Regions from separate parts of the Mus musculus genome. Here region 2 is linked to region 1. The links are chromatin loops, found by intact Hi-C in ENCODE. Cell type or tissue: left cerebral cortex. All regions are shown on one strand. Each heading gives the region's core, and the rest is flanking DNA. Links, peaks and the distances in the headings are about the cores only. Region 1 holds the start of Fzd10 (frizzled class receptor 10). Region 2 holds the start of Gm33995 (a long non-coding RNA gene).

The links. A loop is a pair of places that touch in the nucleus more often than their neighbours do. Peaks named below come from ENCODE experiments on the same cell type or tissue, not always from the same donor. Only the 100,000 strongest peaks of a DNase experiment are listed, where the experiment ranks them.
Region 2: it touches region 1 in a loop (2.1-fold over the local background); 1 of 42 quality-filtered maps calls a loop at or near these places.

The regions. Positions count from the first base shown.
Region 1 is chr5:128,588,838-128,602,580 of GRCm38, reverse strand. Fzd10 (frizzled class receptor 10) reads right to left here and starts at 1,475. Exons shown (of 1, transcript NM_175284.3): 1 at 1-1,475. The coding sequence starts at 1,363. It overlaps Fzd10os (frizzled class receptor 10, opposite strand), which reads left to right and starts at 1,894. Exons shown (of 6, transcript NR_015517.2): 1 at 1,894-2,044; 2 at 6,817-8,373. In left cerebral cortex, for the core only: no CTCF peak of the experiment used is centred there; DNase peaks (open chromatin) are centred at 3,085, 3,287, 3,844, 4,045 and 4 more places; H3K4me3 peaks cover 3,401 bases; H3K27ac peaks cover 913 bases.
Region 2 is chr5:128,698,734-128,713,553 of GRCm38, reverse strand. It overlaps Gm33995 (a long non-coding RNA gene), which reads left to right and starts at 4,155. Exons shown (of 3, transcript XR_377093.1): 1 at 4,155-4,994; 2 at 7,264-7,360; 3 at 8,083-8,134. In left cerebral cortex, for the core only: CTCF peaks have their summits at 6,853 (motif pointing right) and 8,854 (motif pointing left); a DNase peak (open chromatin) is centred at 6,167.

The sequences.
Region 1 (13,743 bases), core at 341-5,340:
GCACAGTGTAGAGGAGGGAGAAGACCCCTATGCGTACCATGAGCTTCTCCAGCTTGTCCGTGTTCTCCCCACCCGTTTTCATCACCCTCCGGATGTGGAATAAAGCCACAAAGCCGGACAGGATGAAGGAAGTGCCGATGACTAGGTAGCAAGCCAGCGGGACCAGCACGAAGCCGGTCAGAGCATTGACATCCATGCTGCCCACATAACACACACCAGTGAGCTCATCCCCTGCCACCCTGCGCATCACCAAGATCAAGATAGTCTTCACAGCCGGGATGGCCCAAGCTGCCAGGTGAAAGTAGCTGCTGTTGGCTTCAATGGCCTCATGGCCCCACTTCTTTCCAGCAGCCAGGAACCAAGTGAGGGTGAGGACCACCCACCATAAAGAGCTGGCCATGCCGAAGTAGTAAAGTACCAAGAAGACTAAGGTACAGCCCGTGCTCTCCAGTCCTTCCTGGATAACATACAGCTGCCCACTGTCCCGGTCACAAGCGATGCTCTCCGCGCCCGCGAAGAGGCGGATGATATAGCCCACCGAATAAACGCAGTAGCACATGGAGAGGAAGATGATAGGACGTTCGGGGTACCTGAAGCGCGATGGGTCGATGAGGAAGGTGAGCACGGTGAAGGCGCTGGAGAAGAAGCACAGCACGGACCAGATGGCCAGCCAGACCACAGCGAAGCGCTTGTCGTCGCGGCTCCAATACACATCCACCCCCGGAGTGCAAAGCGGTGCGCAAGATTCGCTCTTCTCCACATGGTGGAACTTGCCTGGGTTGTCACAACCTGCGCGCCCCGGACCCCCGTCCTTTAGTGGGTGCTCCTGCGCGCTGTGGGGCCTCTGGGGCCTGAAGAGCGGAGGAAACATGCCAGAGCCCCGGCTGGGCTCATCCGAGCCGTTGTTGGGTGCCTCCATGCACAGGTAGTTGGGGTCGTTCTTGTTGGGGAGCTTGCTGCAATCCAGGGAGTCCGGCCACCTGAATTTGAACTGCTCCATGATCGGCGAGCACTTGAGCCGGGCCTGCTCGCACATGACCCGGCAAGCAGGGATGGGTGTGGAGACCTGCTCGGTGCACATGGGCGCGTACAGCGAACACAGGAAGAAGCGAAGGTGGCTGTGGCAGCCGTACTCCACGAGCGGCGCGAACTCGTGCAGTTGGATGGCCGCCTCGCGCTGGTTCTCGTGACCCATCAGGTTGGGCATGCGGGTGGTGTTGTAGCCGATGTCCTTGCACATGGGAATCTCCACCGGCTGGCACTTGCCGTCTCCAGGGCGCTCTAAGTCCATGGAGCTGATGGCCGTGCACGAGCCTATCATCACCTGCAGCACCAGCCACAGGCGCGGGCCCGGGTGTTGCATGGTGGCGCCCTCAATGTCCCAGCGCCGCTCAGGGCCGCCGCTCCCGGGCACGGGCTGTTGCTGCTGCCCGCGGCTCCGCGCCCCGGCTCGGGCCCCCGCGCATGCCCATCCAGTCTGGCCGGAGCGCTCGCGGCGCCCGGGGCCACCGCGGTGGGCGCGCGGCCTCAGCGGAGTCGGGGGGCGGCGGGGGAGGGGAGCGAAGTTTGCAAACAATACGGCGGAGCGAGCGCCGCTCAGCGCGCAAACTTTGGCCTCTTCTTCCGGGCGCGGGCGATCGCGGACCGCGGTGGGGCAGCGCGGGCACACCGTGGCCCTGGGCCCTGGAGCTCCTCCCTCCCGGCGCCCGCAGCTGCTTCCAGCACGGCGTCCCGGGATGAGAAGACTTGCAAAGAGGCAAAGAGTAGCAAAGAGGGAAAAAAAAAAAAAAAAAAAGCAAAGCCGATTGGTGACAGGCCCCGCCTCCGCCCGCCGCCCCGCCCCGCTGCTGCTTTGCATCAGAAAGCCTTGCGCCCCGGGCAGCCTCCGCCCTCAGCCCCAGCTTGGGGCTGGACCCCAGCCTCCAGCCTCACCTCCTGCCGGCCTCTCTGCTTGCCCTCCCCGCCCCAGAGGGGGGGTGGGAGGCCTTGAGATTGTCCCCGGTACCCCAAGGACGCCGAGGTTACGGGAAGTTTGGGGACTCGGGTAAGGGTGGTCCTCACCCGGGGTTGGGGGCTGGGGACGCATCTTCTACTTTTACGACCGGGCCCTGGCGGAGGGCACTTTCAAAGAGACACGGGATTTGCGTTTTATGACCGTGCTCATAAAAAAGTGGCCCCTCGGCTTGTAAAGCTGCCCGCATCTTCCCGAAGCCGGGGGTTTGCTGCCCGGGGCGCGGAGCTCGGACTCCGGGGAGGGGCTGCCTTTGAAATTTCAAAAGGGCCGAGTGCAGGGGAGGGGGAGGGGACTTGGGAAGCCGGAGTTTAGGGCCTCTTCTGCAAGGTCTACTCAAAGAAAGAAGGGAGGGGGCGGGGAGGAGACTTTCCGGGCCGCTGACACCCCGCACCCCGAGAAGAGGGGCTTGGCTTGAATCGTGGTGACCCTTGCCCCGCCAAGGCCACCGTGTTGGGGACCATCGCGCCAAGCCGGCTGGTGGTTTCTCCAAGCGGCTGAGTTTATTTATTATAGGAAGTTGTGTATTTATATTATTTGGCGAAAGATGTGCTCGGCCTGCGTCCTCCTGGGAGGCGGAGGCTGAGCCCCGGCCTACACGCGCACGGCTGGTTCCCACGCAGAGTGGTGGGGCCTCTCCGTGCCTTGCTATGCTGGCTCCTGCCCCTTGGTTGGTTTTGGGCTAATCTGTGATAAGGACACAGAGCTTCAACCTCCTTCCCCCGCACAGGGAGTGAGTGCACCATGGGAGCCCACCGCAGTCCTTAGATGTCCGAGAGATCTGGGGTGCGGCACCTGTCGCGGACTCTTGGCTTTGGATAAACAGCCCTCAGGGCGGTGGCCCACTCTCTCCTTAGACCCCACCCCACCCCCATTCAGGTCTGCGTTTTAAGTGTCTGGGAAACTACCAGGACCTCCAGTGCGGACTCCCCCAACTGCATAGGTGCAGCTAAGTCCCCTGCTCATCTTTCGGCCAGTCAGTCTTGCGCACCCCAGGGCCGAGTTGGGTGCACAGATGCCTGGAAGCCTTCAGTGGCTCCAGCCAAGCCAGGAACGAGGCTACCCAGGACCCCTCCTCCCCGCCCTGCCTTGCGCTTCCTGCAGAGGATCGACTTCTAATTAAAACAAGGCTTCAGCGTCCCATCTGCAGGGAGTTCTTCCTCTTTACCCCCCTTTCATTTGTCAGACATAGCGGACAGACCTGAGGCTGGGACACTCCCAGGACCTGCTGAGTCCTGGGGGTGGGGGGCGGAGGGGTGTGCACAGGCTCATGCCTCACCTTTAGATCCCCTGGTCCCCTCTGCCTTTCACGGGAGGAAGTTGGATCCGTGGAAACAGCGGTCCGGAAGACTGAGGTTAACACAGTCAGAATCACCACCCACCACCGTGTTAGTGACCCAAGAAAAACCTGCGGTGTGGTGAACGCTTGCGGCTTGGATAAGGATGGTTTACTTAGATATTTATAGTTTAGTACGCTGTTTCCAAAACCTTTTAAGTCAGGTAAGATTCTTGGGCTATCGCTTAGCTTTAAGACAGACTAGTTTGCAAGGGGTCCTTCCTGACACTTTTGCCTTCCGTTTTCTCTCTCTCTCTCTTCTAATTCCACACTCCCCCCCCCGCCCCTTGGGGCGTGGGGGGCGTGGAAGTAGCCTGGGTGAGCTCAGCTCCGGAGCAGGGTGTGAGCTATTTGAGACTGCCCCACGTAATTGGTCTTTTATGCTCTGGTTACTTCTACAGTGTTCCGACCTTTTATTTTAGCTATGATCACTTCACGTTCCTTTCTTCTCTCCCCCAACCCCCGGGACTCCCTTAAAATATATTAAGAGAAGAAAAAGCTAACAGAATTTCTTCCATCTGCCCAACCTAGTATAGAAAAAGAAAGGAAAGCAACAAATAGACATTAGTATCTAAAAATAAGGGCCCCGAGATAGCGAGAGTGGAAGGCAACGCTAATAAATGAAAGGACCCCTTTGATGGCTCCAGCTGAAAAGATATTTTATTTTTCTCTCTCCTGTGTGTGGGATTTGAGACGAGTGACTCCAGAGCAGCCGGGTCCCCTGCTGCTCAGCCCTGGCTCGGAAACCGGCCCCCCTCTGGCAAGCGTTATGGAGAGCTGGGAGGAATTTTATGGCTGTCTCTCTCCCCTCGGCTCTTTTTTTTCTTTTGTCTTCTTTGAAGAACGACTTTAGACATTTTATTTACATATTTAACCAGGGATAAAAGAGGGAAGAGAAAGCTTTGGGGTGGGGTGGGGGGGACTGGCCTGGGAATAGAGCTATGTTTAAATTAATGGAAATCTTATTAGGTTTCTCAAAATTTGAGCAAGGGTTTCTAATGAAACTTGATAATTAAACATGATTTTAAATAGCATCCTAGAGCAAAGGGTACTTTGGACCCCAAATCTCCTAATATATCTATCTACGTGAGATTTCAAAATACTGTCTGTAGATATTAGCGTAGAGTTCTTGCAAATGTCTACCAAGGAGAGTGCAAGGTATTCTGGAAGGAATACTCTTTAAGAGTCAGATGGTGTCTTGAGTTAAATAATTTTGGAGGTGGTGGGGAGTTGAAAGGAAGGCCCTGTTTAATTGGTAAAGTCAGAAGTTAAAAAAAAAAAGAAAAGATTCTCTGCCATGGGTCTCAGTGGTAATCAAAGCTGCATCCTTCCTCAGTATGGGTGAAGGAACCATAAAGTCTTGAGAGGGGTTTCTGAAATAGGATTAGAGAGAACCCAAATAATCTCTTTAAGATAAAAAAAAAAGTACTTCGTCTCCTACAATAAAGAAAAATTAAGCCAGAAGCTTAGCCTGTTACAAGCTAATTGCAAGAGTAAACATGTGGGGTATGGGCAGAGATTATAGAAAGACATGAACATCCTGTCTCCCAGCCTGAAGATGAACCAGGGAGCTGGCTCCTTAACGTTTGTCTTGGTAGCTTCAAGGCCATTTCTAGAACTTTCCTATTTGCGGATCCAGTTGGAAAGCTCTTAAGATCTCTGTTTGCATTTTCCAAACTGTTCCTTACAGTAAGGAAAGTGGTCTGCTTACTGGTAATGGTCTCTTTAAAAGGCACACATTGAGAATTCAGTTTTCCAACCCACTAGGCTTGGTTCCACGACTGCCTCACAATCCCCCCCCCCCTTTCGGAGGAGATATATTAAAGTCATCCAAAGTGATGTTTAGTTAACACACACAAACATATGCTCCAAGCATAAAACACACACACCTCATACCACAAAGCAGTGTAGGTTGCCCCAAACTTAAGAACAAGTTTTAATTACACTTCAGCACATGTAAGATACGGGGTGGTTGGGGGTGGTGAGGCGCAGAGAGAAAAGGCCCTTGGCCCTCTGCGTTATAAAATGCATGAAGGAGTGTCCGGGCCGCGGCAGAACAATTTAGGCCGCTATTTTAAGGCCACTTCCCTTGAAATGTGGATTGAAATATTACCAGAGGTTCGCGGGGCGCTTTCGTGTGAATTGCAAATCAAGCATCGCTTTAATCCTCTTTCAAGGCCGGGCCTTGGATCGCTGGCGTCGCGCGGCTCCCCACTGCTTCTGGCGCAGAAGGGACCATTCAAGGGGGCAGCTCCCCTCCTCTGTTCCCACACTCCAAAAAACAACACCGCAGACAGACACCCTCCAACTAAATTAGATTAAACTCCTACTCTTCCACAGCGCATTAGCCTTTTTACAGCCCAGGCTTCTGCTGATCGCTCCTCCCTGTTTAAAGACACAGCACAGCTTTTTCCGTCTCTGCTACCTCCACACAAATGTGTCGGGGTGGGGATGGGGAGGGCAGTGGGGAATAATCTTTAAAAAGGTGTAAAGTGCACCAGGCTAAGTGACTTCGGATTGCTGGAGATACCTCTGTTTAAAACACGGGCAGACCCACGTGTGCCCCCTCCAGGGCTTTCAGGAACCCCCCATGTGAGCAGCATTTAAACCCTAGTATATAGAGTTTAATTTAAAAAAATAAAATAAACGAATAAATAAATAAATAAACAAACAAGTAAATAAAATTTACAGAATTACCTCACAAAATGAAGCAGGCAAACGTGATTCTGTTTTGCATTAGTGTCCCAGAGGACACCGGAAGACAGTTTGCTGAAATTAACAGCCACTTCTACAGTTATTCCATGGGCTCATGCGACTGAGGCCTCTGCCCCTCAGCTGCTAGGCCAGTGCCTTTCTTTGTCCACCACCCCAGCTACCGCTGCTTCTTTCAGCTTTATTCATTTCTTCAGTACCTGGGTTTTCCTAGTCTGGAAACTGGTCCGTCATCCTCCCTGACACAGTAAACGGGGGAGGGGGGGGGGGAACTTGGACACAAAGCTGGGGCAACCTTAAGCTCTACCTACCATCACTGGGTCTGAAAATCCCTCTACCACTTTCTAGAGCATTGGTTCTCAACTTGTGGATTGAGACCCCCCCCCCCCTTAAGGCCCAAGGGTCCTTTCCTAGAGGTTGAGTATCAGCTATCCCACATAGAAGATATTGATGTTACAATTCATAACAGTAACAAAATTACAGTTATGAAGTAGCAACAAAATAATTTTATGGGGCGAAGGTCACCACAGCATGTATTTACAGGGTTGCAGCATTAGCAAGGTTGAGAACCGCTGGTCTAGAGCCACCTGACTAGGGCTGAGCTATTCCGGATTCTGGGCTTTGGTTTTCTTACCTGAAAAATAAGATCCAATCTAGTAAGGCCAGGCACAAGGCTGTTTCCAAGATGACAGTTTGTGAAGCACAGTAAATATAACCCGGGCATCATCCTGGTTGATGGTTATTGTTAACTCTCTAGGCCCCAGGACCATGTAGGAGACGCTCCTCAGGCCGCTGCTGTTGTGCGGGAGTTTTCACATTAGGTTAATTGAAGTTGGAAGACTCACCCTAGCTGTGAGCAGCACCATCCATAGGACTGAAGAAAAAAGGAGAAAGTGAGCCAAACACCAGCATTCATCTCTCTCTCTGCTCCCTGCCCTGAAGCAAGATGCAACGTGAGCAGCTACCTCACAAACGGGTTACTGTGGCTCCCCACCATGAAGGGCTGTGCCCTTCAACCGTGAGCCGAAATAAGCCCTTACATAGTTGCTTCTTGTTGGTTAGTCTGTCACAGCAAACTAATAGTAAGACAGAATCCCAGAAATCCATCATTTAAAAGCCAACGTGAGTCACTTGGACAGCGAGCCTTTGGTACATCCGGCTACTTACTGAGCTCCTGGGACAAACTAAGATACTTGATTGTACAGGAACTGCTGAAGCAAGATGAGGAAGGAGCCTCTTCATTTCACAGATGGGAAACTGAGTCCCGAGAGTCACGTTATAGCTGTGATCTGAGAAGCCCCATCTGGTTCAGGGGTCCTGGGTGACATCTGCCTCGGAACAGCATGCACCCAGGAAATGTCAGCAGCCAGCTGGGGTTTCCAGGAACAGACCCTGTGGAGCTGTCATCGTTCCTCCTGGACGGAGAAGCATCTGTGTTCTACAGTCTCTTAAGAGGGCTGTTCAAAGTCAGAGATTGAAGGGGAGAGATGTTTATTTATGACCTCAGCTGTGGCATCTTAGGCTGGTTACTTAACCTCTCTGATCTGATTTCTGTTCCCTCTGCATTAAAATGAAGGTAATAACGTCAATTTTATTTATTTATTTTTTAAGACTTGGGATGGAGTGAATATCAGACAGCTACAAGGAAGGATTTAGAAGCAGGCCACTTGGCCACTTGGGATTTACTAGCCAGCAGACTCCCTGGCTAGTTGAGTGTGTGAGTGTTTGCCTGTAACTGTACCTGTACACATGCCTACTTGGTGGCCTAGGAGGCCAGAAGAAGGTGGTCAGATCTCCTGGAACTGGAGTTATAGGCGGTTGTGGGCCACCATCTGGGTCCTGGGATACTGAACCTGTGTCCTCTGCAAGAGCAGCAAGTGTTCTTAACGACTGAGCCATTTCTTCGGCCCTCTTTCTTCAATTCTCCATTGTCCTGCTAGAAGGCAGAATGACTTCGTCGACAACCTCATGCAGGAGTGGAACCAATCTCCTTCCCCGTGGGTGGCTGGGCATGTAGCTTCCTCTTTCTGTCTTGAGTGTTGCCAAGGAAAAGGGGCTGCAGATCTCCCCTGGATTGCAGAGTGGGAGACAAAGCAAGGGCCCCAGAAGAGCTCTCTGGATGCTCCTGGCTACTGAATCAACCGCAGAGCGCCCTCTGGGGCTGGGGTCTGACACTGTTACCCCTCCTGGCCTTATGGACGCAGATCCAGCTCAGCCTCACAATGAATTCAATGGTTCCTGAAAGCTTGTGCTCGGCCTGCCCACCTTCATCCACAGGGCAACATGGGAGCCAGACTTCTCTCTGTGGTATAAGGTAAGGTAGAGATACCCTCCAAGGCCTGGTCTTGCACCCAAGGCTGCTGGCTCGTCCCTCTATCTGCAGACCCTTGGGACCCACAGCCTCACCCTTTGTCACATTCTCGGGGTAACCCATTGGCTTGCTGATGGGTCATTCTCTGTTCTTCTCAGGGATGGGGGGGGGTGCGGGCGGGCAGGAAGGATCCCGGGAAGATGCTTGAGGAAAGAAAGCTCTGTAGTCTCACACTACGGCCTCCAGAAGGAGGTAGAGGGTGGGCCTAGGCATGTCAGCATGGAGAACAGCCGAGTGGATCTTCCATGCTGGGAGAATGGGGAAAGTGGAAAGATCCAAGGGGCTAAAGGAGATGGATGGAGGTAGCTGCATCCTAGGCAGGGCAGTTAGGAACAGCATCGGAGCCAAAGAGAGCATCATGTGAGAGAGAACCACACGGACTTGGGAAAAAGAGTCAGCCTGCTGGTCAGGGCTTCGTCTAGAGCAGCGGTTCTCGACCTTCCGAATGCTGTGGCCCTTTAAAACAGTTGTGACTTGGCTACTGTTTTGAATGATAATGGAAACATCTGATGGGCAGGATAGCTGATACAGGACCCCCTGGAGGTGTCACGACCCACAGGTTGAGAACGACTGGTCTAGAGCCCAGCAGTGTCTGGGTGGTCAAAGAAATCAGACTGGAAACGAATCAAGGAAAGAGTGAATCCCAACAGGCCGCAGAGCAGAGGCCGTTTGCGGATTCTGGCTTACTTTGTCATCCGTGGCTGGGATAAGCACGGCGACCAAAAGCAACCTGGGGAAGAAAACAGGTTTCTTTCATCTTACAGCCTGTCATGAAGGGAAGGCAGGAACCTGAAGGCAGGGATTGAAACAGAGACCGTGAAGAAATAATGCTTGCTAGCTTGAACCCCACGCCCTGCTCAATTTGCTCCCTGCATCTCCCACCCAGACAGGGTTTCTCTATGTAGCCCTGGCTGTCCAGGAAGCCTTTGCAGATCAGGCTGGCCTCGAACTCATGGAGATCTGCCTGCCTCTACCTCCCCGAGTGCTGAGACCAAAGGTATGTGCCACCTCGCCCAGATCTGGCTAGGGATAACACTGCCTACAAAGGGCTGGGCCCTCCCACATCAATCATGAAGAAAACGCTCCCTAGACGATGGTCCAATGTGATGGGGGCATCTTTTCAAGGAAGTGTCACTCTTCCTAGATGACCCTAGCTTGTATCTAATTGACAAAAATCCAAACAGCACAGGAGAGAGACTCTTAGGCCTCATTGGCAGGTTTGGTGGGCCTGTGATGACTTTCTGAGTGAAAGGCAGAGCTCTCCAGGCTCTGGAGTGATGTATACTTCTACCTGGCTCCAGTCTTTCCAAATCAATGGCTGCTAAATCATGCCTGGGTCGGAGTAGGGGTGACAGAGGAAGAGCTCAGCTGAGAATAAGGCTGGGTGAGCTCTGGACCTGAGGTCAAAACATCAACTGTTGTAGGTTGGGCTATTCAGATAGCCAGGAAGTCAGCCTTGCGTATATGGAGATCAGAGGTCTTTGTCTTCCACTTAATATGAGACGGCTTGGGGTAGAATGGGGTGGTCTCTTGTTTTGCCTCTGTGAATGCTAAGCTCACTGCCCCTCGAGCTTCTGGGAATTCTACTTCTGCCTCCTATCTCACTGTGGGACAGCTGGATGGTAGATACTCTACCATGCTCAGCTTAAGTCCTGGGGATTTAAACCCAGGTCCTCGTGCTTGCATAGCAAGCTGTTTTACCCATGGACCCATCTCCCAGATGCCTCTACCTCTCTGCCCCCAATGCTTTTGTTACCCTGTCCCCCAGATCAGATCGGAAAGCTGAAATTCTGGAGTTAAAGGTAGCCCTGCCATACAGATGGCCAACACATTGGGCAGACCTTTGAAGCTGCCTCTCCATTGTAGTTGTTCAGGGCCCAGCACAGAAGCCCAATGGGCACCAGAGCCAAAGGGCAGAGGATGGGGAAGGAAAGCTCTGTGAAGTCTGCAGCTGCTGTCTTCAGAGTGAGGGAGTCATGCCAGATTCCTCTCCAGCCCAGAGAGGCAGCTGAGTTTGCTGGGACTGAGACAAGTGAGCCAGGACTTGCCTAGCAAGTCTGGGCAGTCAGCTGTCACCTAACACTGGAGATGGGGGCCAAGATGCCTACTTGTCCGGGGAGAAGAACCTCAGGTGTGACAGCCAGCAGCACTAGGTATCAGTTGGCTAGCTGTCATCCCCAGTCAGCCAGTCAAGTAAGCACCTGGGGCTAGGCTAATGGGCACCGGCCTGCTCATCAACCTTAGGTAGAGGCCACTGTCATAGGCATGGGGCCTCAAGCAATAAGTACTAAGAAGGCCCCATGAGTGGATCTGGGTTTCATGGCGAAAGAGGGAAGTTACTCGGGGACTTTATCCTCCTATGGGGGGTTCAACCTCACCCAAGGACCCAGAGACCTGAGATATGGCTTCTCGCCCCACCCACCCACCCACGGGGAGCATGGCAGCCATATTTGTATTTTTGGTGCTGGAAACAGGACCGTGGTCATGCTGATGTTCTAGTTGTACCACTTGCTCTTCCTGATGCTGGGACAGAACACCCGACTCAAGGAGAAAGGGTTTGTTCTGCCTCACAGCTCGGGGACACCGTCCACTGTGGAGGGAAAGGCACAGCGTCTGGAAGTTGAGGCTGTTGCTCACAGGGTACTCAGACAGGAGACAGAGAGGGATGGGTGCTGATCCAGCTGGTGTCCGCCAACCTCCTCCTGGGGACACTGTTCTGAGAGGGTATAGAGTCTTCAGGAGGTGAAACGTCATTAGAGGAACTGAGTCTCATGGGCATGGCCTTAAGGGATACATGGGGTGGGGGTTGAGGAGGGAGGGTTCTGTTTGGCTCCCTGGGGTGATGGCAGGGGTTAGGAGGTGGGTGGGATGAGGTGGGGAGGGTTAGAGTATGGAGAGGTGGGTGGGGTGGAGTGGGATGGGGAATGGGGAGGTCGGGTGGGGGTGGGGTGTGCTTCGGTTGGCGCTCTACTGTTCCTAAATAAATGTCAGTATGTGAGCACTGTGTTGATCCCACCAACGCGATAGCCGGTGTGCTCAGAACCTGAGCCAAGAGAAATCCTACCTCTCTAATTCACTTCTTGTCTGGTTTTCAATCACAGCAATAAGAAATGAAACCCTGCTGCGACAGGGGTGTCAGCAGGTGGCTCTCCGTCGACCATAATAACTTTATCTGATTATAATATCCTGTCCATCATCCTAGTCGCTATGATAAAACATGGACCAAGACCAACCTGGGAAGGAAAGGGTTCACTACACTCTACCATATTAACTCACAGGAAACAATCCAATGCTGTTGGGTATTTCGTTTTTTTGTTTGTTTTTTTGTTTGTTTGTTTTTATTTTGCTTGGTTTGGGTTGGGTTTTTGTTTTTTCAAGACAGGATCTCACTGAGCAATTCTGGCTGTCCTCGAACTAACTCTGTAGACCAGGCTGCCCTCGAACTTATAGAAATCCTCCTGCTTCTGCCTCCCAAGTGCTGGGATTAAAGGCATGCACCACCACCCGGCCTGATGATCTTAACATTAGTGGGAGACTGGTGCTCTCTGATCAGCGTCATTCAGAGGCACTAGCTAAGGATCGATTATGGAAGGAACTGGGTCACTGGCTCATGTTTTTAAAATCCATGGATATCGAGTTCTTTTCCAGGTTTCAGCTATGCTTCCCATATGGACTTTTTGTGCTGCAAAGGTGACACTTCCTGCTGTGTAGACCGTTCAGAGAGAGGCAGGCTGAGTCCAGTCTCTGGACTCCCAATGCCTCATTCACGGCCCTGGTTGCTCACCTCGAATACTTCTTTGCCTCTCTTTCCTCTGCCCCTTTGCTGAAGCAGTCTGGTGTGAGCCTGGGAGGCCGAGGGCTGGAACTCTTCCTGTGTTCATGTTTTCAGAGATCTCTGGGTGGACCTTATCTGTGTCATTGGGTCCAAGCAATTCTTAGACACACTGCATTCAGGAAGATGGGGTGGGGGTGGGGTGAAGATTCTCAAATCCTAGTAGTCTATAATGGCAGTGTACAACAGCAGGTAGGTATTAGCTGGAACTGCATGGCCACAGCCAGAAAAGCTTCCGGGCTGAGTTACATGGCAGCTGAAAACATTGTGAAGGATTTGGCTACATTTCTTCTGCTTCGCTGCTATTTTCCGCCTATGAGGCTTAGCCTGGGCTAACTTCCTTTCCTCTTGAGGAACCGCAGGATTGCTGCGATTGCTCCTGCCATCAAATACACAAACAGTGTCTGTCCATTGGGAATGGAGAGGAGATACAATGACCTTGATGACCGGAAGTAAGAGCACAGAGGCTGTCGTAGACCAGCTGGGATGTGTTCTGGGAGAAGGACAGACACCTGAGTGGAGCTGAGGGACTGGTGACCAACAGGCATTATAGGGTCCTCTAGGTTTGGTCACCAAGGGCAGATTATGACATTTGAATGGTTCCAAAGAAGGACTCCTGCACACTATCCCTTTAATAACCACAGAGCTGTTACTGTGGGGTGAGTGTTTGTTGGGGTCAGCTGCTGTGGCAGAGTAATGACTGAGTCCAGGAAGTCACCCATTGCCCCTGTTTGAATGCATGGTTGGACCCCATTGCAGCTCCCTCAGGAGTCATCTGAGGTTTGAAGTAAGGTTTTCTTAGGGTGGAGAGTTGGAGCTGGGTCACTGGTGTCCTACCTAGGGAGGCACCTGTTTCCTTCTAGCCCTGGCAGCCTGTGTGTGTATTCACTGGGCCCAGGGAGTGGCCTAATTACCCACATAATAGCAGGTCACCTATGGCTTCAGGTTTCACAGAGGAGAAATATCCCTGCAAAGGCTTTTGATGTGGTTATTGAAGCCAGGAGGCTGAGGGCACCTCAGATTTTAAGTGCCCAATGGAATGCACGGGAGAAGAAGAAAAAAATGTTCCCAACATGCTTTGCCTGAAGGACAGTGATGTTCCAGAGTTTAGGTTGGACTATCTTTCAGGAATATCTGTCTGCTCCTGCTTCTAGGAGAATCACGTCTCTGCCAGCCCACAGGCTGGGCTCTTATAACATCAGCATGTGCACAGTTTCCCCAGAAAGAAACAGTAGGACCACTTCCTAGTTTTGTAATTACAGAGTGTCTGTCATCTAGGGTCCCCACTGCTGAGCTCCGAGTGCTCTCTCCCAGTCCTCCATCTCCTACAATGCTTCCTACCTATTCTTTCATGGTGTCCCCTGAGCCATGAGGGAGGGTGATATGGAATCCCTAGTGAGTCTCTTCATTAACTGCTACCCACCGTAATAAGAAACTTCTCTGTGGGAGCAGCACAAATCTATGGGTATAAAAATAACCAC
Region 2 (14,820 bases), core at 4,124-9,123, 110 kb before region 1:
AAACCTAACTAGTTATTTAAGAACGACACATCGAAACCAAAATTAAAGTGTATAAGCACGCTTGCTGGGCAATCGCAAAGACCTGAGTTCAAATCTCCAGCGCACACAAAGCCTTCTGCTTCGGGTCATTCATTACATTATCCTTTGGATCTAGAGCAACTGTCCTATCAACCTCCCAGAAGGTGGGGCGAGCGGGAAGGAGGCTCACAGACAGCAGCATACACAGCCTCCTTGCAAGAAGCAAAGGGAAACTGGGACCTTTATCCATGATCAGTTTGACCGTGAAATGGGGCTGGGTATGCTAAGAAGACAGTTTATTAGCTCATCCAGAACTTAAAGCGTGGAGTTGCCCTGAGACCCATCGATTAGACCTGCAGGTACATATATGAGGGAGCTGGAAGTGGTCTGGCTACCTACAGGCTTGTACTTGAACGTTTTCACGCCTATGAAGTACAAACAGCTCATCCACACATCTAAACAAGACGTGGTATAGCCGGATGGGCCGCTGTTCACTCAGGAAAAGGAATGGAATCTACAGGCCACAGAATAGATGAGCTTTGAAAACCTCTAGCTGAGGGCAAAAGCCAGGCACAGAGACCACAGGTAGCTGAACCCATTTTAGAGGCAAACAAGTTCTGGCACACAGATGTCTGGAGAAGGTAAAATGTGTGGCAATTAGTCACCAACACATGCCTTATGTCGGGCTAAAAAAAAATGTCCTTAGGTCCTACCCTGACGATGGCCCCACAGCTACACAGGAGTGCACTCAAAATCATCAGATTAGAGACTTCACAACTCTCAATGTGGAGGATGAAGGATTATATTTGAAAAACTCCAGCCTCTTGAGGAAGTAGCTTATTTTCTTGGATTCTGCCTATCAAGAGTCTTGTTTAAAAAATAAAATCGTTCAAATCACTTCAAAGTGTTGGCATTTCCCACAAGAATCATGTCGTCACCATTTGTGGCTGCATGATTTATGCTCTTCTGAGCTGGGTCATTTGTGTTTGCTTTCCCATGCAGAGTCCTCAGCAGGGCAGGGGGGAGAAGATAGATAACTGTATGGAGGTGTGTGTGTGTGTGTGTGTGTGTGTGTGTGTGTGTGTGTGTGTTCTGGCGTATGTACAAGTACATGCGTGGAGGTCAGAGGTCAACACTGGGTATCTTCCTCAATCACTCTCTACCTTACTGTTTGAGACAGGGTCTCTCCCTGAGCCTGAAGCTCACCGATTGCCTAGTCTGGCTGGTTTGAGGGATCCTTCCACCCACCTGTCTCTATCCCTGCTGTACTGGGGTTACAGATGCATGCTGCTGTACCCAGTTTTTTATGTGGGTGCTCAGGGTTCAAACTCGGGTCCCCATCATTGTGCAGCAAACGTTTTACTAACTGAGCTACCTCCGTAGCACCAAGAATTTCCCCCTTTTTTTGTTTAAGATTTATTTTTAATTATGGGGGGAGGGAGATGTGTGCATACATGAGTGCAGTACCCAAATGGGCCAGAAGAGGGCACTGAATTACCTAAAGCTGGAATTGGAGCTATGCGCTAGGAGCAGAGCCCATGTCCCAGCAGCAAGTGCTTCTTGCTGTGTGCCATTTTCCCTGGCCCAACCATCCCCTTTGACTTGATGCTCCTACTTTCATTCTCCAGCCTCCGACTGAAGTCCTCACATCCAAATGTCTTTTTATCTCCTCTCGGGCAATGAGATAAAATATATTTGTTTGTGAACATCAAAGGCTATTTTAAAATGTATGCCACTGAAATTCTGCAGTTGGGAAAAAAAATAATAACCCTGGCTCAGAACGAGTCATTCTGTCAATGTGACTCACAATATCACATTGTAAAGGCAGGGGAAATAGCTCAGTGGTCAGAGCACTTGTTGCAGAGGACCCAGGTTCAGCCCACTTTTGGTGGTTCCCACCTGCTTGAAACTCCAGCTTCAGGGGATGTGACGCCCTCTGTTGGCCTCCTGAAGTACCTGGACGCATGTGTGCATACACACAGAGGGTCATGCGTATACACATGATAAATAAAAACAAATGAATTAAAACTACATTATATATGATGAAGATTTGATCTCAGGGATGAAGAGATGGCTCAACAATTATGAACAAGTACTGCGCTTGTAGAGTACCTGGGGTCGATTCTAGAACCCATATAGTGGCTCACAACCTCCACAACTTCAGTCATGGCACCGTTAGTGTACTGCATGTGAATGAGGTCAGACAGACAGACACGCGCATGCGCGTGCAGTCAGGCGTGTGGTCGGGGGCACGCGCGCACACACACACACACACACACACACACAAACATACACACAAACACACACACACAGAAAGGGAGAGAAAGCACTCATATAAAATAAAATATTAAAGAAAGATTTGATTCTGGGATTCCATATAAAAGCATTATTCATCTCTGTAGACAGGTACTTATCAAAATAGCTAGATTAGAAATGAAACCTCTGCACGCCTCGTGAGGGCACTCCTCATTTTTGAGCAGAGAGCAGTCACCATGATGATACTTTATTTTCTCCTTCCCAAGCTGAAACACATGTTCAGTTCATCATGATAATTAAAATTAGAAAAAATCTGTGGGTGGTTTTGGGATAAGAATATGTCATCTCTTCTCAAGCCTCAATCTGCTTCGGGAGTCTGACTTTGATACTTAAGAGTCCCAGGAGCAGGCACCAGGTGCAGATAGCAGGGGTTCTATCTGCCATTCACTTTGTACAGGACGATGGACGTGCTGAGAAGGGGCGTGGCCTTCAGGAAGTGGGCGTGGCCTCTGATCGGTGTGGCGCAGAGGTACTAAGTTCTGTTCTCTAGGTGGTTTGAGCCAGTGCTGCCTGTATCCTGGCCACTGTGGGGATAGCTCCATGATTCACAGGCCTCATGGGGATCCTTTGTGAACAAGAACTGCTGTGCAAAGTTCAGAGGACAGCCAGGGAGTTGGGACGATAGCATAAGCCAAAAGGGGGCAGAGGGGACGGGTAAGGAGAGATTGCTATGTTTAGGAATTGTGGTCAGAGGATGTGCAAGTGTTCCTGCTGAGAAGGTTGTGGCTGAGGGGAGCCTAAAAGGGATTCAGGCAACTCTGTGGCTTTGAGAAAGATGAACCAGTAGCCTAGGAAGGAAAAAGAGCAACATCCAAAATATATGATCAAAGTGTTCAATGTATTCAGTAGTAGGGAAGCACTGGAGCGGGGCTATGGGGGTCGTGAAACACTGTGAGTATTGGGTTTCAGGAGGAGGCTGAGGGTGTTGACGACTTGGTGGGCAGGTTTGGAAAAAGAACCGGGAAGGTTGATGTGTGTGGAGAGTGTGTAGCACTGGGGACCAGGAGCCCATCTGCTTCCCCAGGCCTCTTTGTCTCTATTCTGTAGATGGTTTCCTGACCCCAAAGTCCTGGTAGCCGCCACCTCTGGTGAGGTGCCATGGGCATGTCACATCTGCCTACAGTGACATCCCAGCATCTCCACAGTCACCTGCCTCTGCTGAGTTCCCCCCACCCCTTCTGCTGCGTCTCTGTAGCAGTGCCCTGGAAATGACCGGCCACAGGCATCCCCGGTCTTCCTTAGTATGCCTGAGAGGTCCTTCCAGGGCCAGAACCTGTGAAGGAGTGGTGTTCTCCAGTAGCAGTAGCTCAAGTGTGCGTGCGTGCACACACACTTGCTCGCATGTGCACACACACAGCCTCCTAGACAACCAGCTACCTGCTGGGTAAAGACAAGTTTGACTGAGTCACAGGCAGCAAAAAGGAAAATCACACAAAGAGCAAAGAGGAACTCTGGGACTGGGAATGTCCCAACAGATGGCCGAACCCAAAGTGTGCTGATAAGGGCAGGCCTCTCAGAGAGTGAGTGGACGGGCTCTGGTGAACTCAGTGGCCTCATGGAACTCACAGGGAGCCAGGCAAATTAATTCATTGAATGACAACAAGCAGTTTCAACAAACTGAAGCAAATAGAACAGAAAACAGTACAGTGTGAGAAGAAAGGGTAGAAAGGGGGTGGTTTGACTGAGTATGTATAAGAGAATCAAAGACAGGGATCTGGTGTGAAAGATGGACCCCCCCCACCACCACCCCACCCCCGCCTTCCCCAACCTCCATAGAGAGTGGCTAGCTCCATGCTTCAGAGCTATAGGAAGCCAGCATGGCCAGAGCACACAGGATAAGGAGGTGCCTGGAGAATTCTGTCCCTGGAGAGACACATATGACATTACTTCTCTCCCCTATAAAGTTCTAACAATACCTGAGTATCATTCCACCCAGATTCACCCTGGGAACCATTGGGTTTACTGGGCTTGCTCACAGAGCTTGAGGTAGGACTCTACCGACCAGAATGTGGGGACCCTAGAGCAGCCACAGTGTAAGGTCTGGACCCAGTGTGGATAATGGTTTCCCTATAACTGCACAGATGGAGCAGACTTAACACCCCTCAATTACCATTCCCTAGCCCGTCTGTCCCAACGGCTCCAGAGACACAAAGCCTGAATGGGTTTAAGGGATGTCATAGAAATGGCTGAGAGGAGCAGGAGAGAGAAGCAGGAATCTTAGGTGAGGGTCCGGTGACCTTCTCTGAGGGGATAGCAGCTGTCAACAAGCGCACTAGGGGTGGCCCCTTGCAAAAAGCTGATGTGACAAAGAGCCATGTCCTACAGCAGGAAGTTCCAGGCTTGAAAGCCAGAGCACTGTCCCTGATGAGCCTGTGTGGGCACAGAAGGATCGGAGAGGCTATACACACACACACACACACACACACACACACACACACACACACACACACACGTCACAACACTGTCCCTGGTGAGCCTGAGCTTGGCCCAGTTGGGCAGGGACCATAAGGGAGGCACAGGGCTATGCACGTGTACACTGAAACTCACAGATGATATGGAGCCAAGAGTGGACCAGGAGCCAGCAGCTCCACCTTCTAGAAACCAAGGAAAAGGCCAAGAGCAAGCAATGAAGGAATCAAGATGACCAAGTTGAAATATAGGTAAGCCTTTCTCTTTCCCTCAGCAAACCCCCACTTCCTGGAGCTGGGAGGTGGGAGCTGGGCTCCCTTTCGTTCAGTGCTTGCCACTCAAACATGAGGACATGAGTTTGATGCCCCCAACCCCCCAGAACCAATGTATGAAGACAGGCATGGTGGTGCACACTCGCAATCCAAAGCAGGACAGACAGAGACAGAAGAAGCCACATGGCTCACTGGCTGGCTAGTTTAAGCTTATTTGTTGAGCCCTAGGTCAGTGAGATGCTGTCTCAAAATCCAAGGTGAATGTTTCCTGAGAAATGACACCCAACATTGTCATCTGGCCTCTACACATATGTGATCACGGTCTTGTCTCCCTGGAACGTGCACACGCTTCGGTTTTGTTTTGTTTTGTTTTCGTCATCCTCTGAGCAACTGGGCACAAGTGTCATCTATGGGGCGCTTACCTTTGTGTCAGGTGTTAGATGTGACATAAGCCGGGAATATCAGCGTCAGTAGTGTGCTCTAGAGACAGGGCTCTAACCCCTGCTTCATGCAGCTTGCAATAGCCTGAGGAGGTCTCTCCAGAGACCTCTACTCAGGCGAAGCTGGAGACTTCACTGCAGAGAAGAATTTCAGGACCGGCCAGCATGAAGTGGAGCTGAAATTTAAGTAAGATTAAATTAAGTAAGATTACATAAATTAAGTTAAAAAAAAATTTTTTTTTTCGAGACAGGGTTTCTCTGTGTAGCTAGCCCTGGCTGTCCTGGAACTCACTTTGTAGACCAGGCTGGCCTCAAACTCAGAAATCTGCCTGCCTCTGTCTCCTGAGTGCAGGGATTAAAGGCGTGAGTCAACACACCCGGCTCATAAGAAAAGATTTTAACATAGGCGTAAAATCATGAATGATTTAAAAATGGGCATTGAGGGATAAGATGTAGAGTAAAATGTAAGGTAACAGGCCAGTGGACAATCACCCTGCTTCCTGGCCTGTCCCCAAACCCACGACACGGAAATCCACACCCCTGTGATTCAGCGTCAAAGGCCAGGCCATACTTCCCACTGCGCATACTCCAAAACCCCTCTAAAGCGCATGCGTTCCATCCATCCGCCCCGCTGCGGTCTCTGTTCCAGCTCAGAGGCAGCCACCATTCTGTGTTTCTGCCCAGTCAGTCTCCTATGTGAGGTTGGGTGTGTGGTATTCCTTGGCTCCCAATTGCTAAGATACCCTTGTACCAGAGAACCCTTCCAAAAGATACACCCCAGCACGGCTGTGGGCTCATCACACTCCTACGTGTATCTGCAAAGAGAATTCTAGCAGCTTTGGGAATTTCACTGTTTGAAAAGTTTCTAAGCCCCTCCCCTTTATCTCCCCACCCCACTTTTTTTTTTTTTTTTTTTCTTTCTGGAAATGTATCAGAAAGAATTGCAAGCTGAGAAGGTCACAGAGCCTCAAGGGTCACATGATGAGGTTAAGCCATTATCTTTCATGGGGCGGGAGCAATCGCTCAGTGACCCAGCACTGACTGCTTTCGCTAAGGATCTGAATTTGGGTCCCAGCATCCTCAGGCCAGCTCACAGATATTGTAACTCACGTTCCAGGATATCCGATGCCTTCTCCTGGCCTCATGCACCAGGCATACACATGCTACACATACATGCAAGCAGATGAAAACACTCATACACAGAAAAAATGTTTTCAATAATATCTTCCATTGTAAATGGGGGTTCTTGTGAAATTCCTGGAGAAATCCAGGTTTATATCTGGGAAGAGAGGAAAGCCATACTGGGGCCTCATCATCCATTGACATCTTAATATCCTTTAAAAATTATTTTCATTTATGTGTATACATAGGAGTAGGTGTTGTGTGTTCAGTACACTCAGTGGCCAGAAGAGGGCACCAGAGGCCCTGGAACTGGAGTTATGGTGGCTCTGGTGCTAGGAACTAAACCCAGGTCCTCTGGAAGAGCAGCAGCCAGTACTCTTAACCCCTGAGCCATCTCTCCAGCCCCTTGTTTTTAATTTCTTAACCTTTATTTTTGTTTTGCGTATGAGTGCTTTGCCTGCATATATGTCTGTTTATGCAGCAGTGTGTGCATTGTGTTGTCCATATAAGTCAGAATAAGGCGTTAGATCCCAACTTGGAACTGGAGTTGCAGATGGTTTGGAGCCATTTGTGCTGGAGATTGAACTCAAGTCTTCTGGAAGAGCAGCCAGCGCTGAGCCGCCCTGCCATCCCTGAAGCTTCTCCAGCCCCTCGCTTTAATGTTCTTATTTGAAACATCTCCCTAGGAGAGGACTATTTCTCTATGTTGACAAACTGTGCAGCAACAGAGTCTGTTCATTGGGCTGGAATCTCGATCCACTGGTGGCTTCAACCAGACTCCAGGTGAGGGCCCCTTTCCCTTCCCACCTCCCCTTCATTTTCCAACTTTCTGCCCTGTCTGAAGTTGTGACTCAGGAAGGCTGGAGACTCTGGACATTTGCCGCCATTGTACGTTGGGGGGAGGGGTCAGAGCATTGGAGGACTTCTGCAGGTGCAGCCTAGGGACTTCGGGAAGGACTATTGTAACTGATGCTGAATTTCGTTTGCCAGAGTGGTTGCTGGGAAAACATGAGAGAGCCCACACTGAAGCAGCCCAATTCTTCAGAAAGTTGGCATGCTCTTTGTTTCTCTGCCTCATCCAACAGTCCCGAGAATCCAGAATCCTTCTCTCTCTCTCCCCCCCACCCCGCTCCCATGTCAAGGATGATTGACAGGAGATAGGCCTTCATCATTTGCATGTACAAAAACATTTGAGGTCTTTGATTTTTTAAAAATATTTTTTTACGTTCATGTGTGTTTTGCCTGCATGTATGTTACGTGTACCATGTGCAAGCCTGGTGCCTGAAGAGGTGGGGGTGGGCAGAGGGAGGGCAGGAAAGGAGAGGGAAGAGAGAGGGAGAGGGAGCAAGGAAGGGGAGACAAAAAGAGGGGGGAGGAGAGACAGACAGACAGACAGACAGACATAGACATAGAGAGATGAGACAAAGAGGGAGACAAGGAAAGAGAGAGATGGGGTGGGGCAAACATTGTAGATACTGTAGAAAAATGTCTGTTTTCATTTTCAGAATGGGAGAGGTAGGCCTGGGCCGGGACTTGTCTCTTGCTACTGAGAGGTGAGTCAGCAGAACACCCCCCTGCTTGAGTGTTCCTGGTATCCCTGGAAAACATTTATTCCCAGGGTGCCCCCTTCTCATAGACCCATCTCTCTTTGAAGTGAGGGAGGGAAAGAGCGGCTCCCACTGTAGTCCAGGCTAGCCTAGGTCTCTTGGCATCTCCGATACTTCGGGACCACAGCTATACACCACCACCCGTGTGCAAGCATCTCTCTCTGCTCTTCCATACTTGGGGGGCTGGAGGTAACACATCGGAGCAAAGATGTCAGGAGGGGAAATACAACCTGAGAAACACGTGGGCTCTAAAAATACTCTAGAGCCGGAAAGATGGCTCAGTGGAAAAGGCTTTTGCCGCCGCGCCCCCTCGCCCCCAACTTGAGGACCTGAGTTCGATCCCTGTAACCACTGTAAAGATGGAAGGAGAGAACCAACTCCACAAAGTTGTCTTCTGATGTCCATGCTATGACATGCACACACCTATGACAGGCACATTACCAACACACATACAACACACACACTACACACACACACACACACACACAGTTTAAACGTTTCTCAAAACAGCGCTTTAAAAGCATAGAGACACGGAGCTGAAGAGAGGACTCAACAATAAAGCGTGCTGCTCTTACAAAGAACCTGGGTCCTATTTCCAGCACCCATAACGGAGATGCGCAGTCAGCTGTAAAGCCAGTCTCTAGGGATCTGACGCCCCCTTCTGGACTCTGCGGGCACTGCATGCACGCGGTGTACTTCCACACAAGCAGGCTGAACAACCTCATGCATTAAATAAGAGCAAATAAAAATTGTTAAAAGCAAAGGACAAGCTGGTAAACAAGGTAAATGCTAGATGGGTAGGAGCTTTGGGTGTCAGGCTGGATCCGGTGTGGTGGGGGGGGGGGAGGGGGGTTGGGAGTCGCGGGGTGAGGGTGGGGGGGGGATTCGGAGTGTGTGTGTGTGTGTGTGTGTGTGTGTGTGTGTGTGTGTGTGCTGTGTGCTTGAGGTGCGCAGCAGAGTTGCTCCAGTGAGAGGCTTGTAGGAAGGGTTGGGGGTGGGGCAGAGAGTCTGGAAAAGGAAGCTGAGCCGCTCTGAGGAGCTGGGGAAGAGAGGAGGGTTCCCCCCTGCCGGGGGCATGATGAATAGTCCCAAGTCTCAAGCTGGGCCTGTCTGCAGCGGCCTGGAGGCTGGCAGCATAATCCAGGGGGCTTCTCCATTCTAAACGCAAATGAAGAGGCCCTGAGCCCAAAGGGGGAGGATCAGAACCTGGAGTTCAAAGCTCAAAAATGACACATTGCCTCTTTCCCCCCCTCCCATCCCCCCGTTTATTTTTTTAAAGGGGCCAGAAATATGGTTGGTTATTATCTTGAGTTATTGCTACAAAGAATTTCAAAATTAAAAGATAAGCATTGCCGAGGAAGCACAGTAATTTTCATAAAAGGGGGACTTAAAACAGATGTGCTCTCTTTAATCGAAGCACGCTTGGGAAAATAGGCGCACATTTTTAACATAGCGGGGGAGTGGCGCAGGGCTTCTGCGTTTGTCTCCCGGGCTTACCAGGGTGTGACAGGTCTTTGGGCGGGCACACACATAGGACAAATGGGTTAGCAGCATCACAAATGGCCACCAAGTGTCTTTATCTCCTGGTACCAGGGCACAGGACCACTCTGAGCATCTGTCAGATCTTTCCATAACTACATGATTTAATCTCTTTTGAATCTGTCGAACAATTTGCCTTTTCAGAATCTGCCCCTGTTGTACAAATCCCTGATGCTTGACCACAAAGAAAGCCAAAATTGTATTTGTCTTTGACTTAGCCCCTTTCTTCTTTGCAGAAGATTTAGGGGGATAGGAGTTATATATTGTCCTTATTTCTTTGAATGTTGACACAAGAGAATCTTTTAGTGATACATACATATTCTTTCTGCTCAAAGAGTTAGAATGGTCTCCACTAAGCTTTGGCCCCAAGTCCCGTTCATCTGGAGTGAAGTCTGTTGTCCAAACAGAAGCTCAGGGCTTCATTTTCACAGGGAGTGGAGGACCCGAGTGGCCTCTCCCAGTCACAGAGGAGTGGAATAGCCCGTGACCGGCATGAGGGAATGAGGAGGTCCGTATGTGAGCCTTTGACTAGTCTAAAAGGCAATGATTTGGCCGGGCAGTGGTGGCGCACACCTGTAATCCCAGCACTTGGGAGGCAGAGGCAGGTGTATTTCTGAATTCAAGACCAGCCTGGTCTACAGAGTGAGTTCCAGGACAGCCAGGACTGTGCAGAGAAACCCTGTCTCAAAAAAAAAAAAAAAAAAAAAAAAAAAAAAAGAAGCAATGATTTAGGTTCACTTAGAAATGGCAAAGCCAACCAGGAATAGCCATTCAACATCAAGTCATTAGGAGATTGTAAATAAAATTATTTTTATTATCTTTTTTTATATGTATGTGTGTGTCTGTGTATGTATGCACACATATACACAGGTGTCTGGGTAAGGCTGGAAAAGGGCAACAAATCTCCTGGTGCTGCAGTTACAAGATTTGTGAGCTACCCAAAAAGGTTGGCTAGGACTTGAACTATGGTCCTCTGAAAGAGCAGCAAATATTCTTAAACACAGAGCTGTCTCTCCAGCCCTGAGAATTGCAAATTCAAACAACCGTGGAATAACACTTCCGTGCAAGTCTTAAAACACCCCAAACTGAGAACATCAACCACATAGAAAGCAGGTGAACTCACCCACTGTGGAAGAGTCTCTTACAAAACTCAACATACCGTCACCACAGGCTTGAATAAGCACGCTCCAATCTGCTTTCCATGGCCATGAATCACCACGGACCAAAAGCAACTTGAGAGGGGCCAAGGATTTCTTGACTTACACTTGCATGTCACAGTCCATCACCGAGGGAAGTCAGGGCAGGAAATTAAGCTGGACCCTGGAGGTACTGGCTTGCTTCCCAAGCCTAGCTCAGTCTGCTTTCCAATGGAACCCAGGATCACACCTGTCTAGGGGTGGCACCACCCCTAGTGGGCTGAGCCCTCCATCAGTAAGCAATCAAGAAAAAACAAAAACAACAACAAAAAAAAAACCCCCGGCCTCACAGACTTGCCTGCAGGCAAACTTGATGAAGGCAATTCCTCAATTGAGGTACCCTCTTCCTCAGGTGGCTCTAGTTTGTGTCAAATTGCCAAAACCTGACTAGGGCATCTTTCTCGGTGTTTACCTGGAGGATTTAAACACTTGCATAAAAACTCAACATAAAAAGAGCACTGACGGCTGGGCGGTGGTGGTGCACGCCTTTAATCCCAGCACTTGGGAGGCAGAGGCAGGTGGATTTCTGAGTTCGAGGCTAGCCTGGTCTACAAAGTGAGTTCCAGGACATCCAGGGCTATACAGAGAAACTCTGTCTAGAAAAACAAACAAACAAACAAAAAAACCACTGACTGTTCTTCCAGAGGTCCTGAGTTCAATTCCCAGCAACCACATGGTGGCTCACAATCATCTATAATGGAATCTGATGCCCTCTTCTGGTGTGTCTGAAGACAGCTACAGTGTACTCATAAAATAAATAAATCAAAAAACAAAGCAAAACAAAACAAAACAAAACAAAACAAAAAAACCCTCAACATAGATAGTCTGTAGCAACTCTGTTCACCATGACCCAAACTTGATGGCAACTGACTTGTCCCACAGTGAATGAATGGATGAGGATGGTCTGGAACAACCAGATGGTACTATTATGCAGCAGAGAGAGACACGGAGTCACACAGGGATATGAGAGATGTACATGGCCATTACCCAGTGAAAGAAGCCATGCTGAAAAATCTCACCGTCTTCCAGAGAAGCAAAAATATGGGAACAGAGGATGATCCTGGGTTGCCAGGAGTTGGGTGGGAGTGGGAGGGGGATGGATAAGCAAACCAAGAGGGATTTCAAGGTGTTGAAACCTCCATGTATAATAATGTAACGGTGGTGGGCGCACATGGCATTGAACATGTCCAATCCTATGGCACCAGCAGAGGGTCTGATATCAGCAACGGCTTTTGGGTGGGAAATACTGATACCGTAATCCTACTACCTGTGGATGCTGAGAGGCTGAGTGTGCGCAGACAGGACACAGGGGATATTAAAGCCCTCTATACTTTCTGTTTACTTTCTCTTTAGGTGAAACACTGCTCTAAAACTCCTACTAGTGAAAGAGAAAGCCAAAAGGACAGATTACACTGCATGTGGATTTTCCTTGCGGATTCTGAACTAGCCGCATCTGCGTTTAAGTGAGGATCTATACAGCCTCTCATTTTCCCGTGTTTTTCTTGAGACTCGGAAGATGGCAAAAAGACTACTATTACTCTGCTCAATGCACAGAGTATTAAAATGGCTCCTAATGACTGACTCATTACTACACCCAGAGATCGGTACCTCATGCAGCCTTCTTCCGAGAAGCCTCTTGTAGTATATGGTAATTAACACAGAGAGCCTCTGTTAACGGGCAGGGAAGAGAAGACAGAACTCTTTACCCTAAATGGAATGTTCGTATCACACCACGCCCCTCAAGACTCCAGGATCTCTATGGACGATTATAAGAGCCAGAGGCAGTGGGTAACTACAAGGAAGCTGTTTTTCTGGATAAAAGGCAGTTGCTTGTACGAACTCATATCGGTTATGATGTCATCCGCAAGACCTCGCAAGCTCAAGCTAGATAAAAATCTCAGCGTGGAGGGGGGCAGGAAGTCCCACACCTACCCTGTCTGAGAAGCTAGCTATTGGCAACAGATTGCTGTTGGGAGAGGGAGAGTCAGTTTTCTTTAAATGGTGTGACCCCGGGTAGTTCAAACACACTCCAGGGAAGGGCTAGTTGCCAAGGGTAGTGGGTAGTACAATCTGGGAAGGAGGAGGAGGTGGAAAAGCTAAGTGGATAAGAAGGTCGGGGTGGATCTGGGGGTGGGGGCAGGGGAGGAGGGGTGAGTATAATCAAAATACATTGTATAAAAATGTAGAACTAATTTTAAAAATGCTAGTAAAAGGGGGCGAGGGGGTGACATGATCACTGTGGGTCGCAGGTACCCCAGGGCGAACTTGAGCTTACTATGTAGCTGATAACCTTGAACTTCTGATCCTCCTGTATCCTCTTCCCAAGGCCTGGGGTTCCAGTTATGCCGTCAGGCCCTGCATCCTTTAGTGGTATAGCATCTATAAGTAAATCTCACAACACACCGCATCAATCGCTGAAGATCCTCACTCTCTTGGCGCCTACACTTTACCCAGACTTATGAAGACTAGTATCCTGTCTCCGAGTGTCCAGGTTGCTTCCTGTGGCTTTTAGTATAGTAGTTTGCAATCATTTCCACGTGCAGAGTAAATGCCCTTAAAATTATTATTATTATTATTATTTTGTACGCAGTGTATGCACGGGTGTTTGTGTGTGCACCTGAGCCCATGGCACATGAGTGTAGGTCAGAGGATAATTTCAAAAGTATGTTCTTGCTTTCCACCGTGTGGGTTCCGGAAATCAAACTCAGGTTGCCAGCCTTGGTAACAATCACTTTTACCTTCTGAGCCCTCTTGCCAGTCTTTCACCCGGAACTCACCTGTTCAGTTAGACTAGTTGCAGGCCAGCCTCAGGAATCCACCTGTTTCTATCTCCTACTGCTAAAATTATGGGTGCTCTCTGCCATGCCTGTTTATATACATACATACATACATACATACATACATACATATATATGTATACACACATACACACATATGTATGTGCCAGGAATCATAACTCAGGTCCCCATGCTTGCGTGGCAAGCTCTTTAGTGACTAAGCCATCATCCCAGCCCATAAATATCTTTCAGTACCAGCTATCTGCAGCAGAGCTGACCTTCAAATAACTCTCTCGAGGGGGCCATTGACGTCATGAGTATCGTGAAAGAGGCGGGAGAAGGGAGAGAGAAAGCCAGAACTCCCTCCTAGCCCTTAGCAGCTGTTGGATCTCTAGTCAGTCGGTTGTTAAGCCCGAGCCTCAGTTTCCCTGTCTGTCAACAGCAATCTTTCTCTGATTTCCAAGTCACTGAGGATGATCTGAGATGTCAATTGAACCCCGGTTGTAGTAGAGATTTCCACGGTAGAGGCATGTGAGAATGCAGGACAGTGACAGCCAAGGCCACACCCATTCCTTTCCTTCCTGACTCTGCATCCAACCAGGCCTAATGACTGCTTTCCTGCAAGGAAAGCATGGATGTGACCAGCTGGCTACTTCCTAGAGAGATTGATCAGGCCTCTAGGAGGCACTCCTAACGGGCTGTTCCCCTATTGCCCAGAGCCTGGTAAAACCATGGGTCTTCCACTGAGCCAGAGAATCCCCAGAACACAAGGAGCTAATCCCCAAGGACAGCAGCTGGGAGTACAGGCTCCTAGGAGGCAGAATGTCCCACTCAGCACAGAGGGCTGGGCTGTCCTACTGACTCATCTAAGCATCATATTCTAGAGCCACCATTAAAATACTCCCAGCTTCCGCCGTCAAGAACAGAGCTGCAGGCGGCAGTCTGTTGAAGACCAGAAATGTTACATTGCTGTTTTCTTACTTTTCTATTAATGTAATAAGACACCATGACCAAGGCAACTTATAGGAGAAGGGGCTTATTTAGGCTTTCAGTTCCAGAGAGATAAGAGTACATCATGGTCAATGTGGGGAGCCATGACAACAGGCAGCCATAGCAACTGCAGC